2 separate regions of the Homo sapiens genome follow, and region 2 is linked to region 1. The links are chromatin contacts, found by Hi-C or POLR2A ChIA-PET in ENCODE. All regions are on one chromosome and are shown on one strand. The core of a region is the stretch at or near the end of the contact, and the rest is flanking DNA. Distances in the headings are between cores, read along the strand shown.

Region 1 (7,594 bases), core at 2,747-5,246:
TGTCTCATAGGTCCCTGGAAGACCCCAATTGCAAGGTTGTCATTGTTTGACTTGAGTTGGAGCTCATGCAGTGAAAAGAGCCTTTTCTCTATGGGGGTTTATTAAAAACAATTAGAGGCAATTGTTTAACATCATGGCTGCCGGATGCAATCACCTTTGTAAAGATTATGACAGCAAAAGAAGTCTAGCATAGCTGACTCCATCTTGTTTCAAGCCTCACAGGCTGGCTGTCCTCACTTATTCCTAGGTGTGGGTCAAGCTAACCATGGGAGACATTTAGTTTATAGTTTAACTTTGCATCAAGGATGATAATAGTACCTCCCTAAAACTGACCTCCTCCTTAAAACTGAAACCACCTTTTTAAGACTAATGAAAGGCCACAAGATTAGGATTATGGTGAGGGGCAGAGCTGATTTCTGCTAAAATGTAGGTACAGTTAAATGATAACCAGCCATTTGTTCCCTAGCTTGCTTTTCTATAATGCATTACTGCTCAAGAGTCATGTGGCCAGATGTCACAAGATTTGTAGCTTCTACTTGGCCAGACCTGCAATTATTAAATTCCTTCTTTGCTTTATAAATCTGCTGTTCTGAGTGCATTCGCTTTTCTGGACAGCAGGCAAGAGGAACCCATTAGGTGATTACACTGAGGTAGTAGATAAACATGAGGGCAAAATAATAGAATAATGAAAAAACTTTAAAAAAGGAAAAGAAGGGGAATGAGATGTCCACAGGGGGCTTTGACATGCTGTGATAGATTCCTGGGAGTCTAGAAAGCAATACCAATAAAGCCGGGCACGGTGGCTCATGCTTGTAATCCCCAGCACTTTGGGAGGCCAAGGTGGGCAGATCATCTGAGGTTGGGAATTCGTGACCAGCCTGACCAACATGGAGAAACCCATCTCTACTAAAAATACAAAATTAGCCGGGCGTGGTGGTGCATGCCTGTAATCCCAGCTACTCAGGAAGGCTGAGGCAGGAGAATCACTTGAGTCTGAGAGGCAGAGATTGAGGATTGAGGTGAGCTGAGATTGTGCCACTGCACTCCAGCCTGGGCAACAAGAGCGAAACTCGGTCTCAAAAAAAAAAAAAAAAAAAAAAAGAAAGCAATACAAATGAGTAGAACTATATGCATGCCCAGGGCTGTGTACAAGTTCAGGAAAGAATTGAGAAGGCCCTGAACTCTCACCTCTGGCTGATCTTGAAACTATATTAGCAGGAAGTGAATGCTAAGTCAGAGTTGAAAACTGCCTGGCTGAGTGTTAAAGGCAAGTTCCAACATGCACATAGAGCTCCTTAGCAAAGACTGAGAGACTTACAAGTTCCAGTCAGTTAAGAAAATTGCAGTCCAACCATTACCTAACCATATTTCGCAATTGACAACTTATGTCTACATGTACAAATATGGACATAGATGTTCATAGCAGGTGGGAACAGTGGCTCACAGTTCCCCAATCTTAGCACTTTGGGAAGCCAACACAGGAGGAAAGCTTGAGACCAGGATTTCGAGGCTGCAATGAGCTATGGCCATGCCACTGCACTCCAGCCTGGGCAACAGAGTGAGAGCCTGTCTTAAATAAATAAATAAATAAATAAAATAACATGGGCTGGGCGCAGTGGCTTACACCTGTAATTCCAACACTTTGGGAGGCCGATCTGGGTGGATCACCTGAGGTCAGGAGTTTGAGAGCAGCCTGGCCAACATGGCAAAACCCCGTCTCTACTAAAAATACAAAAATTAGCTGGGCATGGTGGCGCACGCCTGTACCTGCTACTGGTAGGGGCCGAGGCAGGAGAATCACTTGAATCTGGGAGGTGGAGGTTGCACTGAGCCGAGATTGCGCCACTGCACTCCAGCCTGGGTGACAGAGCAAGACTCCATCTCTCAAAAAAAAAAAAAAAAAAAAAAAAAGCAAGAAAAGAAAAGGTCTTTATAAGAAAAAGGTCCCATCCACTCTTCTGTTCAGGAAGGATTAAATCCCATATACCTTCTAGGAGTGACCCTTAATATCTCACACATTCTTTGAGATATATAAACTTTTTTTTTTTTTTTTTGAGACGGGATCTCAGCCCAGGCTGGAGTACAATGGTGCTATCTCACCTCATTGGAGCCTCGACCTCCCAGGCTCAAGCAATCTTTCCATCTCAGTCCCCCGAGTATCTGGGACTACAGGTGCACACCACCATGCATGGCCAGTTTTTGTATTTTTGTAGAGATGGGGTTTTGCCATGTTGCCCAGGCTGATCTTGAACTCCTGAACTCAAGGAATCCTTTTGTGTTGGCCTCCCTAAGTGCTGGGATTACAGGTGTGAACTCACTGTGCCCCACTGTAACAACTTTTTTTCTTCATTAAGCATCCAGATGTCTTGAGTATTTTGAAGTCTCAAACATCCTCCCCCTACCCCACTCATATGAAGAGCATATGACCCAAATGAAGCCAGAAATTTGAATCTAGAACATAAAGACACACAGATAGAAGACTGGGGTTGATGGACACAGCACTGTGGCTCATGCCTGTAATCCCAATACTTTGGAAGGTTGAGGCAGGAGGATTGCTGGGCAATTTAGCGAAATCCTGTCTCTACAAAAAATAAATTTTAAAAAACTAGCCAGGCGTGGTGGCATGCACCTATAGTCCTAGTTGCTCAAGAAGCTGAGGCAAGAGATTTTCTTGAGCCCAGGAGTTCAGGGATGCAGTGAGGCATGATAGGGTTACTGCACTCCTGTCTGGGCAACAGAGCAAGAGCCTGTCTCAAAAAAAAAAGAAGACTGGATTGAGTCATTGAGTCATTTTCTTGGCAGCATCCAAAATGTACTGATTCAGGAATTTCTGGTACTGAAGCCCCTGGAGATCCCCTAGTCTGGTTCTTTTTGAGCCTGATTTGTTCTTTTTGTTGCTTGAATACTGTGTTTTCTTGTATTATTCCAATCAGTTCTTTATTGCTTAAATTAGTCAGAATCTATGTCTGTTGTTTGCAAGCAAAGGACCATAACTGAGATAAGTGACAATGTGAAAGTGGTGCTGTGTTCTGGGCCAGATTCTTTTGAGCTGAGCCTGCTTGCAGACTGTGGGATGACCCAATGCTCCCACAATTTTCTTTAGTAATTCTGCTGTGCAACCTCTGATCTTACTGTGTACAATATGCTGAAATACCACTTGTCCCTCACTTGGTGCAAAAACATTACATTATGTATTATGTTCACATTTGTTTTTTTCTTATGAGTCTGTGTGGATAAAAGTAGTGGTATTGATGCCCATAAGAAACCATTTTGATCATAAAAGTAAATAACATCCTTCAGTTATAAAGTGACCATTCAAATGATCCAAAATATGCTTCTATTAATTTTGACATTATCATTGAATGAAAGCACATGGCTTTAAAAAAAAACAATTTGTGGCAAAGGATTTTCAGATCCTTAAAGGTAGATTGGAGAAATCTTGCCCTGGGTATTAGAGACTATTGTGATACATCTATTTTTCTTAGTTCACAGACTTCATCTTTCTCCCTGATACCTCAGTGATGATCAGGTCCAGGTTTAACAAATGTGTAGCTGAGCGTCATATGTTTAAAAAATTAACATGCAAGGACATGAGCAGAAAATTCACAAAAAGGGAAGTCCAAATAAATGGTCAATAAATACAGGAAAATATGTTTAGTCTCAGTAGTGAGCAAAGATGTTTAATGTATTAGTCAGGATGGTGTAGATAATGCTGCCATAACGCTCAACCCTAAGTCTCAGTGGCTTACAACAAAGAAGTCATATTTTTTGTTCATACTCATCATGCCTTACTTAGAGTCTTTATTCCATGTTGTTCTATCAAACTGAACAGAGTATGTTTATGTTAATCAATTATGGGACCCAGGCCATTTTCTGAAACATTGTTGGTAATCAATTGCAGAAGTGAAAGAGAACTCTGAAAGGTCTTGCTCAACCCAGAAGTGACACATACCATTGCTATTCACAACTCAATGACCAGACCAGGTCACATGGCCCCGCTTAACCTCAAGGGCCATAAAATTAAATCTCTTTTTTGTTTGTTTTTGTTTCTGAGACAGAGTCTCGCTCTGTTGCCCAGGCTGGAGTGCAGTGGTGTGATCTCGGCTCACTGCAAACTCAGCCACCCAGGTTCAAGCGATTCTCGTGCCTCAGCCTCCCTAGTAGCTGGGACTACAAGCATGTGCCACCACGCCCAGCTAATTTTTTTTGTATTTTTAGTAGAAAGGGGGTTTTGCCATGTTGCCCAGGCTGGTCTCAAACTCCTGAGCTCAGGCAATCTGCCTGCTTTAGCCTCCCAAAGTGCTAGGATTACAAGTATGAGCCACCATGCCCAGCTCATAAAATTAAATCTTATCATGTGCTTGGGGGGAGCATTAATGACTATAACATACAATCAAAACAATAAGTTATTATTTTTCAGCTACCAGATTGGCAACTTTAAAAAAATAGCTAAAACGTTTTTTAAACAAAAAAGTTAAAATATAGAGACGGGGGCCGGGCGCGGTGGTTCACGCCTGTAATCCCAGCACTTTGGGAGGCCGAGGCAGGTGGATCATGAGGTTATGAGTTCAAGACCAGCCTGGCCAAGATGGTGAAACCCCATCTCTACTAAAACTACAAAAATTAGCTGGGTGCAGTGGCAGGCGCCTGTAATCCCAGCTACTCAGGAGGCTGAGGCAGGAGAATCGCTTGAACCTGGGTGGCGGACGTTGCAGTGAGCGGAGATCACGCCATTGCACTCCAGCCTGGGCAACAAGAGCAAAAACTCTGTCTCAAAAAAAAAAAAAAAAAAAAAAAAAAAAATATATATATATATATATATATATGGAATGAGAGAGAGAGATGGGGTCTCCGTATGTTGCCTAGGCTGATCTGAAACTCCTGGACTCAAGGGATCCTCCCACCTCAGCCTCCCAAAGTGTTGGGATTATAGATGTAAGCCACTGCACCCAGCCCAGCTAAAATCTTGTCTCATCAAATGTGTATAAACATCTATAAATTGGGAATGAAAGTTTATACGTAATTTCTGGGGGCAATTTGACAGTATACACAAATGCATATGCACACACACACACACAGAGTGCATACTCTTTACCCTGCAATTCCATTTCTAGGAATTCAACCTAAGGAGATATTTATACAATTGTGGAAAGATAAGTTTACAAAAGCATTTATTGAAGCATTTTATATAACAGTTGAAAATGGATACAACCCAGCCGGGCGCGGTGGCTCATGCCTGTAATCTCAGCACTTTGGAAGGCCGAGGTGGGTGAATCACCTAAGGTCAGGAGTTCGAGACCAGCCTGGCCAACATGGTGAAACCTCATCTCTACTAAAAATAGAAAAATTAGCCAGGTGTGATGGCGCATGCCTGTAATCCCAGCTACTTGGGAGCCTGAGGCAGGAGAGTCGCTTGAACCCAGGAGGCAGAGGTTGCAGTGAGCTGAGATCACGCCACTGCACTCCAGCCTGGGCGACAGTGAGACTCTGTCTCAAAAAAAAAAAAAAAAAGAAGAAAATGGATACAACCCATAAATGCAACAGTAGAGTAATGACCAAACAGCTTGTGCCATATCTGTTAGATTAAATATTATGGAGCCATTAAAATTATGCTAGCAAAGGCTGAGCATGGTGGCTTACACCTGTAATCCCAGCAGTTTGGGAGGCCGAGGTGAGCAGATCACTCACTTGAGGTCAGGAGTTCAAGACCAGCCTGGCCAAGATGGTGAAACCTCATTTCTACTAAAAATACAAAAATTAGTGCATGGTGGCAGGCACCTGTAATCCCAGCTACTCGGAAGGCTGAAGCAGGAGAAACCCTTGAACAGAGGTCGAGTCGGAAGGCTGAAGCAGGAGAAACCCTTGAACAGAGGTCGAGGTGCCTCAAGAAACCCTTGAGGCAGTGAGCCGAGATCGTGCCACTGCACTCCAGCCACAGCAACAGAGTAAGATGCTGTCACCCCCACAACACACACAAAAAGAATTATGCTAACAAAGTGATATGTTTATTCTATAATTTTAAATGCCAAAGCAGTCTAGCAGTCTATGTGCATTCAGTGTAACTTCTTGCTGCACTCTGCAAGTGCAAGTGAAAAAAAGCACCAAGGAGTTCTCCCTAATTGATTCTTTCCTGATAATTGGAGGTTATCACAATTCATTCAACAGAATCTGTACATTCACAATTAAGAACCTCAACCAGGACTGCCCTTCCATGGGTAACACATTGTGCTATTTTATAGCTCAGCTCTCCACCATCCACAGAAGCTACCCTGGGAGCAAGATGGTGGGCGTTGTCTCTTCACAGAGTGCTTCCACTTTCCTAGAAGCTCATTTATGCTCAAGACTAGGAAATAAATAAAAGTACTGACTCTGTTCTTCACAATCCTTTTTATGGTTGAGTTTTCCTTCCCCAAAGAACCATCTCCTGTTTTCTATGGATTAGCAAAGTGCCCTGATCTTCTCATGCTGATTCATTTCCTCCCTTCCTTCCTGCCTCCCTCCCTCCTTTCCTCCCTCCCTTCCTTTTTCGTTTCCTTCAAAGAAACATTTATGAGCAGTTTAAGTCTCAGGCACTATGTCCAGTGCTAGGAATGCTCCCAATGAACAAGACACTATCTCTGTTCCCATGGAGCATATTATTTCTTGGAGAAAAGAAGGAAAACAGCAATTGCAATATATCCCTGTGGCAAACACTTCTGAAATGGCCCAAATGATCACTGCTTCCTGGTATTCATGTCCTTGTGTGATCCCCCTCTCCTGAGTGTTGACTCAACTTATGACTTGCTATTAACAAATAGAATATGGTAGAGTGATAGGATGTCATTTTGAGATTAGGTAATAAAAAGACTCACTTCCATCATGGGTCCCCACTCCCCAGCGCTTGCTCTGGGGGAAGCAAGCTGCCATGTGCTCCACCAATATGTTACACGACTGGTGTCATTTGTCAGAAAGGGAAGGTAATTGTAAAACTAATCACAACGAAAGCAAAACAGTGTTATTAAATCCTAATAAGACAGGATTGTCTACTGAAAGCTCTGAGCCTAAGGCTTCCTTGCACCTTCTCTCTCTGTCATTCTTTAGAAGAGAAGTGGTTTAATTTGTGCAGCACCAATAAAAAACAAAAAACAAACAAACAAAAAAAGAGAAGTGGTTAAAAGAAAAAAAAAAGTAGCAGTACCAAATCAAAATTTTCTTCTTGATGTAATCAGAAGGATTAAAGAGAATTTGGAAAGAAATCACAGGATAACTATTTTAGCTATTGCTGTGTCTATATACTACTAAAACTCATCTCATTTGTGAGGCACTTTGAAAACACTGGCCTACACTAACCAGCCAAGACCCTCAGCCACAAAGATGGATTTTTTATTTGTCAAGGAAAGCTTCCTTCTTAGCCAGAGTAAGCTGCTTTTTCAAACCAGACCTAAGACAATAGTTCTGTACCTGAATGCATGGCACAGTACTATTCCATGAATTTTTATGGTGTGTTGACAAATTTTAATCAGTATATAAATTTGACATCCCCCTTCCAGCTGAGGATACACATTTTTATGTATGTGTGACAGAAGGCTCTATAGAGTGAGTTGGGAAAAGTGTA
Region 2 (7,594 bases), core at 1,979-4,478, 3.1 Mb before region 1:
TTCTTATTAAAACAAACTATCCTTTCTCCATACTAGATAAATAAGATGATTTGACTGTGTATTATTTGACTAAATGAATTCTATGTTATCTATTGTATTTGTCACCCTAGATTTGGTGACCTCAAAAAATGTTTGCGGCTCTGTGTGGTGGCTCGTACCTGTAATCCCAGCACTTTGGAAGGCCAAGGCAGGTGGATCCCTTGAGCTCAGAAGTTTGAGACCAGCTTGGGCAACATGACAAAACCCCATCTCTAAAAAAATATAAAAATTAGCCAGGCGTGGTGGCGGGCGCCTGTAGTCCCAGCTACTTGGAGGCTGAGGCACGAGAATCGCTTGAGTCCAGGAGGTTGAATGTGCAGTTACCCATGATCATGCCACTGTATCCAGCCTGGGCAACAGGACATTTGCCAAAAAAATCCGAAAATGCAAATGTTGATGACAAATTCTTACACCCTATGAATTAGGACCTATGCATGTGTAAGGTATTAGATTTCATAGTTTGGGATTTTTTGGTTTTATTTTGTTTTCCTTTGGCTTGCAGGGGCCAACACAAGGATATCCAGAAATATAGCAGTTTTTTGTTGTTGTTGCTGGAGCTAAATTTCGTCACTTTTGATAGAGAATTGAACCATACCAGCATGCTAAACCCATCAACTATCCCTCACACCTCTGAAATCTTTACTTTCTTCTTCTCTACCTTTTTGCCTCTGAGTCGATCCTTCTGCAGAAACTTTCCTCTTCTCCAGAAGCCCTTTCACCTGTATATCTAAACATGTTAAAGTTTTCTCTTGCCTTAAAAAGCAAACATTAAAAAAATTCTTTCTCGGCCGGGCGCGGTGGCTCACGCCTGTAATCCCAGCACTTTGGGAGGCCGAGGTGGGTGGATCACGAGGTCAGGAGATGCAGACCATCCTGGCTAACACGGTGAAACCCCGTCTCTGCTAAAAATACACACACAAAAAATTAGTCGGTCTTGGTGACGGGCGCCTGTAGTCCTTGGAGGCTCAGGCAGGAGAACGGTGTGAACCCGGGAGGCGGAGCTTGTGTGAGCCGAGATTGCGCCACTGCACTCCAGCCTAGGCGACAGAGCGAGACTCCGTCTCAAAAAAAAAAAAAAAAAAAGCTTTCTCAATGCTGCATTCCTCTCTAGCTTCCCCTTTATCTTCCCTTCTCACATTGGCCAAGCAACTTGACAGTGGTTTATGCTTCACCTCCCTCTTCTCTTCATTGCTCAATCCACTACTCTCTGGCTTCCATCTTCAACCAAATCACGACAGTCAACAAAATCACCACCTTCCCCATTCTCACCCCACTGCCAAATCTAGAGAATTTTCACTTCTTACTTCGGTGGTCCTCGGGACTGCATCTGGCATTGTTGGTTGGCTCTTTCTGGTTTATTTCATGGGTTTCTCTTCCTCTAGCCCTTTTTAAAACAATAAATTCTGGTGTTCTCTCAGCTTCCAACCTGTTTTCATTACCCTTCTCTTTACACACTCTTCTTGGGTTGAGCTTACCCACTGTCATAATTTCATCCACCACGTTATGTGACGTGGTCATGTCTACCTGGCACTTCCCCAGAGCTGTGGACTTAAATATCCAAGTGACTCATGGACATCTCCACTTCCACTCCCATAGGTTCTCAAATTTCATATGTCCAAAATTGAATTTAGCATCTTCCCCTTAAATCTGTCTGATTTAGTTTGAATATATGTCCCTACCAAATCTCATGTTGAATTATAATCTCCAGTGTTGGAGGTAGGGCCTGGTGGGAGGTGTTTGGGTCACGGGGGCAGAGCCCTCATGGCCTGGTGCTGTCCTCGCCACAGTGTCTTGTGGGATCTGATTGTTTAAGTGTGTGGCACCGGCCCCGCAATCTCTTGCTCTTGCTCGGGCCATGTAGAGGCCTGCCCCTTCTTCACCTTCTGCCATGATTGTAAGCTTCCTGAGGCCTACCTGGAAGCATACTGGAGCTATGCTTCCTGTACAGCCTGCGTAACTGTAAACCAATTAAACCCCTTTTCTTCCCAGTCTCAGGTATTTATAGCAATGCAAGTACAGCCTAACATACTGTCCTCTTCATATAGACTACTACCTCTGGTTAATGACTAGCCAGCCACTGAAGCCGAAAGCCTGGGCCACCTTCGTCTCCTCTCAATCTGTGAATCCACTTATATAAGTATTCCTTCTATTCATTCCTTCCTCTCTATCCTAACTTACTACTTACCTATGTCAGGCCCCCAGCATCTTCTGATTGAGCCATTTTAATAGTTTCCTAAATCTCCTGCTAATGGTTTTGATACCGCATTTTATAACATGAGTCTGACCATGCTTTATCAGTCGCCTGCTGAAAACTCTTCAGTGGGTCCCCCATTAATGCACCCAGGATTAAAAGGCCACCTATTTAAGGTCCTTCGAAACCTAGCCTCTTCCAATTTTTCCAGTTTTAATTTTGAGGCCCCACCCTAAAGGCAAGGCATCCTTCAATCCTCCTTCACCTGCCACAAAGGCCCCAGAGCTGAGCTAGATGTCCCAGCTCTGTACTCCCATTGCGACCAGTGCATAACTTTTATAGAAATTCATTAGTTTCTAAGATGGGAATGTTGGCTTTCTCCGTTTGAGAGATGCAGGTTCTGGGGATATACATAATAAACACTGAAACTGACAAAACAACTGTTTAAACCTTGAATTACTTACAGCTAAAAACAAAAAACAATTACTGTGCCTCCCCGTCGGGGAATCGAACCCCGGTCTCCCGCGTGACAGGCGGGGATACTCACCACTATACTAACGAGGAACCGCACGAAAGAAAGCCTTCTGATAGGCCTTTTCTACGTTTTTGCTCCGCCCCGCCCTCGCTATATGCAAACACCAATGAACCTGATTTTCTTACGTTTGCCACCACAGCTTCCACGAAAGTTGAACAGAGCCAAAATGGTAGTGTTCAGTTTTATCTCCCCCTCCATTCTCATCATTTCCCTTCGGCCACCCTTCTAACTGCCCCTACTCCCCTCCTCTTCTTCAGCTCCAGGAGCACGCTTGGTCCCCCTCAACATCCCTAACACACACGCTCCCAGGTAGCCAAGCGCCCGCTTGCCGCGCGGCACCATGGAACTTGTAGTTCCTTCACCCATCCCCCAACGCTCGTCTGACTTTAAGAAACTTCCTTTCCCGGCGTGCACCGCGAATCCCTCCTCCTCTTCTTTACCTCTCTCCCTCCTCCTCAGGTTCTCTATCGACGAGTCTGGTAGCTGAGCGTTGGGCTGTAGGTCGCTGTGCTGTGTGATCCCCCAGAGCCATGCCCGAGATAGTGGATACCTGTTCGTTGGCCTCTCCGGCTTCCGTCTGCCGGACCAAGCACCTGCACCTGCGCTGCAGCGTCGACTTTACTCGCCGGACGCTGACCGGGACTGCTGCTCTCACGGTCCAGTCTCAGGAGGACAATCTGCGCAGCCTGGTACAGTGGGGCGCCTGCCCAGTGCCCGCCTCTCCCGGGCTCCCTGCCCCTCGACCCTAGTCCTTGCGGGCTCCCGGATCTCCGGCTCACCCCGCCGCGGCCCCTGCCTAGCCCCACGTCCCCGTCTGCTCTTCTGTAGCCTCCATCCAACTCATGTTGTGCACTTCAGCCCCCAGATCTCTCACAGCACCCCTTCTCAACCCCGCTTACGCCTCTGCATCCCTTCCCTCAGCCCCCACTTATACGTATGTCTCCTCCGCCCCTCGCCTGGATCCTCTCTCCGAGGTCCCTGGGCACATCCAGCGCCTCGTCCACTCCTCTCAACTCACCCAGCCCTTAGGTGTCATCTTTGCAGTAGCCCCCATAATTTTAGTTCCTGGCTCTAATTACTCCATGGCCTCCCCATTGCTTCGGCCTGCGGCCCAGAACCCCCTTCTTCAGGCCCCAGACTTTTCCCAGCCCCCTGGGCACCTTCCTCAGTCAACAATCTCACCCAAGTCTCAGATCCCATGTCCTGTCGATCCCTGATCCCACGGTTGCCTCCCGGGAACACTTATTTCAATCCACAGGTCTGCAGGGCACCACCCATCCGTCTCCCTCCTAGTTCCCTGGATCTCCCTGCTAGTCGTTCTCAAGCCTCTTAGGATTTCCAGCCCCGGCCGGGCAGGCCTCTTCTTTCCGCCCTACTTTGAAACTAACAGTCCCTGCTTGCTAACTCTAGGCGCAGCTCTCTCTCTTCAGGGTCCTTTCTACTTTTTAATCTTATCAACTTTCTTCTAATAATTTAAGAACGGATGGGACGTTCAAATTTTCTAAGGATGATTCAATACGCTTTTTTAATAGTTGGTTCCAAGGAGCCAAGTAGTTATTTCACTTAGAAAACACATACTTCTACAAACTCTATAACCATTGGAATGAAGAAAGGTTGTAGATTCATGGAATATTATTCAATGATTTTATCTGTATCATAACCTATATTTAATGTTCTTGCTCAAATTGCCCAATAGTATTTGGTTTATACCTTTCATCTGAAGGTACCTTTCACCTGAAGAATTTCATAGAAGATCATTTTAAAAATAAGAGGGTCATGAAAAGACAGCCAAATTCGGCTTCTTCACCAGGGCAGGATGCTACATGTGTATTTTACACAGTGTAGCATGGTGAAATCTACTAAAGCACATCAATAAGCAATCAGATCAGATCGGGCAGATAAGAATTGGTGGCTTTCAGGCCTCTTTTTCCTACTTGTGTAGGAAGGATCTGAATTTTGATTTCATTAATATGAACTAATAAGTACTTACTTTCTTACTCTTCATCCCTCAACATTTTGCTAAACTGATTGATTTGAAAAATAGGTCGATTCCTCTATGTACTGATAGGTAATCAACAAAAGTACCATAAGAAAGAAAATTAAGATATTATAAGCAGGAAGGCATCTATTTCCTTGCAGATCGCACTTTGGTCTTCTTGAAGTACCATGCTATCTTTAATTGCAGTAGCAACTTTGCCTGGGCAGGGCTGAAGTCCTATTTCAATGCAGTTTCAAAACTAAACACCGCATGTTCTCACTCATAAGTGAGAGTTGAACAATGAGAACACATGGACACAGGGAGGGGAACATCACACACCAGGGCCTGTTGGGGGTAGGGGCCTAGGGGAGGGATAGCATTAGGAGAAATACCTAATGTAGCTGACGGGTTGATGGGTGCAGCAAACCACCATGGCATGTGTATACTTATGTAACAAACCTGCACGTTCTGCACATGTACCCCAGAACTTAAAGTATAATAATAAAAAAAGAAAAACCACACTGTGAGACTGCCATATTTGAACATGAGTTTATACGTCCTACATTCAAAAGTACTAGAGATTTAAAAATTAAGCAATTCAGGACACTTGTGTTCAGATGTGAATAATTGCAAACCAAAACCGAGGTCGCTAGTGGAAGAAATTTAAAGAGGTTTTTCTAATATATGAACAGCAAATTCTTCCTTGAATCTTTAGCTGCAACATATATTTCAGAAGAAATATTCCAATTGGTTTAAGATATAATAAAACCTTGACTAAGCCCCAAACCCACTCAAAGCTCTTAGTTAACTGGAAAGTTCTTGTTCTTCACCTTTATTTAAAAAAATTAAATTATAAACTATGCTGATAAAAGTAAAAGAATGAAAATTTTTATAGCTTTTTGCTGCTTAATGTGACCTCACACTTACCTTTGTTTTGTAAAATAAAAACTTAAAAAATTTATTATTTGAAGTTCAGGTGTACTTCAAATGTGCAGGTTTGTTACATAGGTAAACTTGTGTCATGAGGGTTTGTTGTACAGATTATTTTGTCACCCAGGTATTAAGCCTAGTACCCATTAGTTACTTTTCCTGATCCTTTCCCTTCTCCTACCCTCCACCCTCCAGTAAGCCCCAGTGTGTGTTCCCCACTGTGTATCCATGTGTTCTCATCACTTTTGTAGAATAAAAACTTTATCTCTGTTCTATAAGTAAGCAAGAGTCAGGATGTTTAAATTTTGAAAAGAATGTCCCAATCTAAAAATCTGCTCATTGTTTTTACATTCCCCAAATCTAGAGAAAAGTAAGATTTTAAAATAGTGATTTCTGGTTGGCATGTCTGTTTAGCAAATTAGAGCCTGGAATTATAATAATGTTACATGTTATACAAGGAAGGCAATTTATGGTACAAAATAACATGTTTATAATTGTTTGCTTATTTATGACAAAAGCCTTAGACCAGGAGCTTATCCTTATTAATTAGTTAATTAGTATTTATTTAAAGTTAACTTGTTTCTTTCCTCCACTAGATTGTGGACTCTTGAATGTAGAGACTGTGTTTCATAACTCTTTGTATCTCAGCTTCCTAGTATAGTCTATGTCTGGCATGTAGAGGACATTCAAAAGTTTGATTAATGGATGATTTCAATTAGAAAACAGTGCCTAAGCTTAACATGGGCTACATTGATAATAGTGCCAGCTGTATTTCAGAGGTGAGATGGGAAGACCCAGTGCCAGTGCGGAATCAGGAGAGACGTCATGTCTTCTTTTCCTCTCCGTTCTTAGAGTTTGTGATGTTGAGGAATGCTGAAGGAGACTTAATCGGACAAATTCTAAGCTTTCTAAAATTCTTTTCAAGTTTTGGGTTATTTACACTGAAGTTTGATCCTCCAAATTTATGATAACTTTCATACATTTGTTTCTTTTCACTGAAACCTTCAGAAATGTTTAGGTGTTCTTTTGGTTAGTGGCTCAAGAGGTTTTAGTGCCATGGCCAAGGCAGAAGCCAGCAGTTAACAATAGGTAATTCTGACTGCAAACCATCTTGTTTTCACTAAGTAAATGTCTCAACTGGGAATCAAATCAAGGTGGTTTTTTAGTTTTAGCTTTGTGTTTCACACATAAACCTATTTTTTTTCATCATATCCCTGCACATAGCAAGTAGAAAATGTAAATTTAGACATCATAATGAGGCATAAAGCTTTTTTTAAAAAAACTCTGCTTTGTTCTAGAAAGGACTGAGACTGCTTGAAGCAACATATATAGTATAAGATTAAAAATAATTAAATAATTTGCAGGAAGAGAGAATAGGGATAGGAGAAACAAAACCCATGGCATAAAGCCCTCTATACTTTAAAAGAAGTGGGCCACAGGGTTGACATGGAGCTTCCTACCAGCCTGTGCAAAAAAGGAATCAGATACCTATTCCATGTCAACTGACCAGCTACTGAGAAGTACAACTGCTTTTTAGGGGGATGGAGGGTATTGTTCAAAGAGGATACTGTGAAACATATAAATTATATCCTATAATTAGTAGAGCTGTTGATGCTTAACACGTTTCTTAAAAAGTACTAAATCCAACTTGTCAACAATCCAGTTTTCTTTATTTTTCTTTCTTATTACAGTTTTTGACTATTTTTTAAAAATAACATCGCTGAAATTTGAAGGGGAATTTTAAAAAGTAGTTTGCAAATGATAGTTGAGACTTAGGACTTGAGATAATACAGCTTAAACATTGCATTTTTTGTTTTCTCTTGGTCTAGGACCTGCTTCATGCATTAATTGACACCTAGTGTTTTTGAGGCAGAGTGCTAAACCCTGGGAATACAGACCTAAGTAACATTCTCTGTTTTAG

What was found. A loop is a pair of places that touch in the nucleus more often than their neighbours do. ChIA-PET counts read pairs that join two places held with the same protein, here RNA polymerase II (POLR2A).
Region 2: a loop to region 1 is called in a map with no recorded cell type, with 11 times the contacts of the local background. The contact joins the promoter of LTA4H here to the enhancer-like site in region 1. A Hi-C loop is called at or near these places in 1 of 37 single-sample maps with no recorded cell type. POLR2A ChIA-PET finds 5 or more read pairs at or near these places in 1 of 52 experiments (B cell).

The regions. Positions count from the first base shown.
Region 1 is chr12:92,967,518-92,975,111 of GRCh38, reverse strand. No RefSeq gene overlaps it. Among named protein-coding and RNA genes, the nearest start is that of LINC02413, 19 kb to the left of the region's middle. RefSeq lists enhancers at 1,098-1,367, 3,751-3,800, 4,281-4,350 and a silencer at 1,253-1,453. Within about 2 kb of position 3,996, at least 10 of the 41 ENCODE cell types and tissues checked have a DNase peak (open chromatin) inside an H3K27ac peak, as active enhancers do; they include B cell, where a contact is called at or near this core.
Region 2 is chr12:96,031,221-96,038,814 of GRCh38, reverse strand. It overlaps LTA4H (leukotriene A4 hydrolase), which reads left to right and starts at 3,228. Exons shown (of 19, transcript NM_000895.3): 1 at 3,228-3,454. The coding sequence starts at 3,296. TRD-GTC2-8 (tRNA-Asp (anticodon GTC) 2-8) reads right to left here and starts at 2,794; the gene lies at 2,723-2,794. RefSeq lists enhancers at 2,470-2,519, 2,540-2,589, 3,030-3,449, 4,040-4,129, 5,764-5,933 and a silencer at 3,500-3,599.